Linked DNA regions of Homo sapiens: region 2 is linked to region 1. Evidence: chromatin contacts called from ENCODE Hi-C or POLR2A ChIA-PET data. All regions are on one chromosome and are shown on one strand. Each heading gives the region's core, a stretch centred on a gene start or an enhancer-like site at or near the end of the contact. The rest is flanking DNA. Distances are from core to core; before and after follow the strand shown.

Evidence for each region. A loop is a pair of places that touch in the nucleus more often than their neighbours do. ChIA-PET counts read pairs that join two places held with the same protein, here RNA polymerase II (POLR2A). Pooled maps may share reads with other maps.
Region 2: a pooled map shows a loop between it and region 1 (9-fold over the local background). The contact joins two enhancer-like sites. A Hi-C loop is called at or near these places in 1 of 168 maps with a recorded cell type or tissue (naive thymus-derived CD4-positive, alpha-beta T cell) and 9 of 50 pooled maps. POLR2A ChIA-PET finds 5 or more read pairs at or near these places in 1 of 52 experiments (activated CD4-positive, alpha-beta T cell).

Annotation. Positions count from the first base shown.
Region 1 is chr3:188,282,097-188,284,778 of GRCh38, forward strand. The region is part of intron 2 of LPP (LIM domain containing preferred translocation partner in lipoma); the gene reads left to right. Among named protein-coding and RNA genes, the nearest start is that of FLJ42393, 100 kb to the left of the region's middle. Within about 2 kb of position 1,360, at least 7 of the 41 ENCODE cell types and tissues checked have a DNase peak (open chromatin) inside an H3K27ac peak, as active enhancers do.
Region 2 is chr3:188,915,851-188,918,532 of GRCh38, forward strand. No RefSeq gene overlaps it. Among named protein-coding and RNA genes, the nearest start is that of TPRG1-AS1, 30 kb to the right of the region's middle. Within about 2 kb of position 1,306, at least 5 of the 41 ENCODE cell types and tissues checked have a DNase peak (open chromatin) inside an H3K27ac peak, as active enhancers do.

The sequences.
Region 1 (2,682 bases), core at 110-2,609:
TCGTCTCCTTTTCTCTCTCCTTCCCTCCCTCCCTCCCTTGCAATACTTTCCTACCTTTCATACTTTCTTTATTATATTTTTAGTCTCTTGTCTTTAGCTTAATATGGGGCTCAGTGGCCAGGCGTTTACATAATATTGTGGGTCCTTGAAACATCAGGTCTTGGACACCTAGTCTCAGCTCTGAATTGTCAGGTTCCTGCTGATATACTTTCTGGGTCCACTGTTGCTTTGTATTTAATACTGGAGGTTGTGATAACATTGTCCAGCTTCAGGAGGCCATGGTAGCGCAGGAGGGATGCATGTGTTGTGTAGTTCCTTGTCTGGAATGCAGGGTGACAGGAGGTTGGCTTGTGTACACATGTTCATCTCCTTGGGCTACTGGAGAGGGAGTCTTTATTTTGGTGGGGTGCTCCTAAGAGCAGTGAGCTCAGAGCCTCTGTCTTGAGACTTGCTGTGTGTTTTCTTGGCCTCCCAATGCTCCTGGCATAAGTGACATCCCTGCTTAGGACCCTACACTCATGATTTCAGGCAACCTTTCTGCCTTCCTTTTGGCCCCTGCCTCTCCACCCCATGTTCATATTCTTCATCCCAGGTGCAGTGCCACCCTGCTGGCTACCTCTGCCAGGCAGCATCCTTCATGCTTAGCTCAAATTCCACCTTCTCAGAAACATCTGACTTCACATTTGGTGTCAGTCTCTCTCCTCCTCCATTTCCCATCACACAGTTTGTACTTTCAGAGATACTTTCATACACCACCTTGTATTCAATGGGTGGTATCTGTTTCTGAGTTCTGATCAGAGGGCAGACATCTCTGATCCTTTGGAGGCTAGCTCAGTAGCTGGCATTTATAGGCACTCTGTAACTGTTAAATTGAATTACTGAGGAGGCCTGAGGGGTTGGAAGGTCAAATGCAGTTAACCCAGGGAACTAGAAGGGCCCCTGGGAACTTGGTTTTGGAGCATGGCTTTTATGAGCAGCTATCAGCTTTTCCCCAGGCTCCTTCTTAATCCTGTCTCTCTAGAGGCACAAGGAGAGGTGGTGTTTGCTTAAGATGCTGGTGGCATTCCTAGTGAAGTTAGGTCAGAATGTGCCATCTCTTCTTTAGCTCTCAACTTCTTAGAGTGTCAACCCTCCTCATATTGGAAAAGCTTAGCTTTTAAAAAGGAGAAAGTGGTTTACATGATGACCTCTGAATTTTTGACTTTGATTATTAATCTTCTTGAAGAAGACTTTGCAGTTGCCCCTGTTACAAGGAAAGCAGACATGCCAAGTTGCTGCATTTGTGAAATTGAATGAAATTCTGGCTGCGTTTTATGGCTCTGACCTTTGGGAACAGTCCAGGGTCAGACTGCTCACATGATGTGCTTGATAAATCCGCCTCCCAACAGCACTGTTGAGATCTTAACTAGAATTGCTACTTGCGAAACACCTTTTTCTGACTTGCAGTTCAGATTCTGCATGTACTGCTGACTACTGCTTCTAGTGGCTCATTCAGATAAGTATGCTATATATTAGGTAGAAAGAGGATGCGTGATACTAAGGAAAGAGAAAAAGAGCCAGCCCAGGACACTTGGGTTCCAGTGCTAAGTCTGCAAGAGACATGTTTGACATGGGGCCTTAGTTTTCAGATCTATAAAATGGAGACACTAATCATTATTAGGAAGGGTTGTCAGGAGTTCGAGACTAGCCTGACCAACACGGTGAAAGCCCATCTCTACTAAAATACAAAAATTAGCCAGGCGTGGTGGTACATGCCTGTAATCCCAGCTACTCAGGAGGCTGAGGCAGGAGAATCGCTTGAACCCAGGAGGTGGAGGTTGCAGTGAGCCGAGATTGCGCCACGGCACTCCAGCCTGGGTGACAGAGCGAGACTCCATCTCAAAAAAAATAATAAAAATAAATTAATAAAACAAAAAGAGCTCCTCCTATGAAAGCTCTGGAAACATCCTCCACCAAACTGGTTGCACTTCTCTAGGCACAATATGGTTTATATCCTTCTAAAATCAGCATCTCGGCCGGACGCAGTGGCTCACGCCTGTAATCCCAGCACTTTGAGAGGCCAAGGTGGGCAAATCACCTGACCTCAGGTGATCCGCCTGCCTCGGCCTCCCAAAGTTGTTGAGATTATAGGTGTGAGCCACTGTGTCTGGCCAGGAGGAGCTCTTACAGAGCTGGAAGTATTTACTCAGAGAAAGATGGAGTTAGAAGGGAAGGTTGAGAATGAGAGACAAGTTAGTGTTTATTCAAGGTGGAGGTGCACAGGCCTAATGTAGGACAACGGCAAGTGGGTTGGAGAAGAGGGGCTTACGGGAAGGATGGGCAGGAGAAATGGGATGGGACCCAGGAGGCCCAAGGGGGAGGTGGAGGATTCAAGTCAGAGCTTCAGATGCTGGGTCTGGAGACACTTTCTGAATGCCTAGGAGGTAGCTGTGGTGTTTTGCAGGATAAGAAAGACAGAGGCTTTCTGTAGCTACCATCCTGCTAGGTGAAATGAAGGGATGGTCTGGGATGTGTGTGTATGTGTGTATGTGTACCCACATACGTGCATGTGTGCATGAGTGTGTATTGGTAACAGAACCAAGGAGATCAGGGACTTACCCAAGGCCATACAGCTGGGAAACAGCTTTCATTTGATTACGGTGCTAAGTTTAGTAATGACTGCGAGAGACAAAAACGGGCAGG
Region 2 (2,682 bases), core at 56-2,555, 630 kb after region 1:
AATGGCCTCCAGCTCCTTCCATGTCCCTGCAAAGGACATAATTTTGTTCTTTTCATGGCTGCATAATATTCCATGAAGTATATGTACCAGGTTTTCTTTATCCAGTCTATCATTGATGGGCATTTAGGTTGATTCCATGTCCTTGCTATTGTTAACAGTGCTGCAATGAATATATGCATGCATGTGTCCTTATAATAAAATAATTTATATTCCTTTGGGTATATACCCAGTGATGGGATTGCTGGGTCAAATGGTATTTCTGTCTTTAGGTATTTGAGGAATAGCTATATTGCCTTCCACAATGGCTAAACTAATTTACACTCCCACCAGCAGTGTATAAGTGTTCCTTTTTCTCCACAACCTTGCTGACATCTGTTTTTTTCACTTTTTAATAATAGCCATTCTGACTGGTGTGAGATGGTATCTCACTATGATTTGGATTTGCATTTCTCTGATGATCAGTGATATTGAGCTTTTCTTTAAATTACTGCTGGCCACATGTATGTCTTCTTTTGAAAAGTGTCTGTTTGTGTTCTTTGTCAACTTTCTTATGCAGTTGTTTAATCTTAACATTTTGAAAGGCTGAGATGGAAGGGTCACTTGAGCCTAGGAGTTTGAGACCAGCTGGCCAACACAGTGAGACCTCATCTCTACAGAACAAAATTAAAAAATTAGCCAGATGTGGTGGTGCACACCTGTAGTCCAAGCTACTAGAGAGGCTGAGGCAGGAAGATCACTTGAGCCTGGGGAGCAGGCAGTGGGGGGACGTTGCGGGGGATCGAGGCTGTAGTGAGCTGTGATCGTACCTCTGCACTACAGCCTGGGCAACAGAGCAAGACCTTGTCTCAAAACAAAACAAAAACGAAAAGCAAACAAGCAACACTGGCAAAGCCAGTACCCCATTGCAAATAATCATAGGGATCTTTCAAATTTTATTTTGCATGAAAAGATGCAGGGGTCCATGAGGCCCCATCTTTGTCTTCAATCTAAACTTCGCCGGGAATCTTTCTAACAATCTCCCAGAACACATGGCCTAGGGAGAGATTGCAATGCTATTTCTGTTAATGCAATATATAGCAGTAATGCTGAAGGAGGAAGGTCAGGATTTTAAAAGTTAGTACATCTGGGCTCACTCTCCTTGGGCAGAGACAAGCCTTTGCAAAAGGACTAGTAACTGTTGGTCTTTCACTCATGCCACAAAAGGGAAGTGACCACACTCAGAATTGTGGAATTTCAGCTTTGGAAATGACTGAAGAGTTGAAACTGTTCAACTTTTACTGATAGTTGAAATCCCCTCTAAAGCATCTCCTCCAAATAGGTGCTGAGCCATTGCTTGATTATCTCCAGTGACAGGAAACTTACATCCTGTTGAGCTCTACAATTGAACAGCTCTGTATTTTTTTTTTGGCTGAGCTATAATTGACTTGTGATTTCCACCCACTAATTCTAGTTACATCCTCTGACACCACACAGAAGTCAGTTCAACAAATCTGCCCACTTCCCCCATGACAACTCTTCTTTGATTTGAACAATGTGAACATTTCCTCTTAGAGAAGAAACTGAATCTTTCATTTACTCCCTACAGTATGCTAGACAGTTTAAACCGTTACCTCCCATCATCCTATTAGTATCCTATGGGTTTGGAATTACTCAATGTTCATTAGCCAACTAAGGCTCAGACAGGTGGAATTCAGCAAGGCCACCCAGCTTAGAGGTGACAGGTCAGGAATTTAGGACCAGCCCTGGAAAGCCCAGGTACCTTCCATCATTTTCTGCTGCTTCCCAGAACAAAGGAGCCTGGAAAGCCTCCTGCACTTAATACCTTTCAGGTGCTGTGAACTTTAACCAGGACTGAAACTGAGCCAGACAATCTTTACTTGTGTCCTCAGCCCTGTGTCCTCAGTCTTCTAAATTGTCACTTTCACCTTTACATACAAATTAAATATCAAGCCTCTAGCCCTTCATACCACAAGAAATCCAATACTTTGGAGGATTTTAGGGAAAGATTACCTCTTCTTGCCAATTGACATTTCACTCTCCAAGCTCCTTCTTCAGCTTCTCACCAGTCACCATTGGCTTCCTTGTCAACTGTTCTAACAAATGTCATCTTTTCACACCTTTTTATTAGGATCATGGAATCAGCACTCCACCTCTGACCTGTTCACTCTCTCTTGCTTCAGTGACACAAAGCTGTTGTGTAGCAGTTTTTATTTAAGATTTGGTTGATGGAAGGGACACAGAATAGGAAACATCTTAAAACTGCAAATCAGCCATAGTGATGTAGTCTGTGGCCATCTAATATTCAAGAGATTCCCTTGCCTTTGGCCTCTTTCCCATAGTCTACTCTTTCTAAACAGAGTTCCTTATCTAATCTTATCACCAAAGCACTTATCCTTTCAACCTTCAAGGGGAAGTAGGAGTCTCTTCATATGCACATATTCTAGAAATCTCTGCCTAAGGAAGAGAGCACTGTGTGTTATTACGCAAAGGAATGCATCTCTTCATTGATTTAGCTCACTCTTCCAGTATGATCCTGGACCCAGCCCTTGCATAATAACCAAAATGCTGATAAATGTGTTTTTCAAACAAAGGAGCAGCTTTCTCTCGAATAATTCTACCTATTTCTCCTGGCAGAGAAAATATTTGCAGCCAGCATAAAAAAGTAAATAAATAAAAAATAAA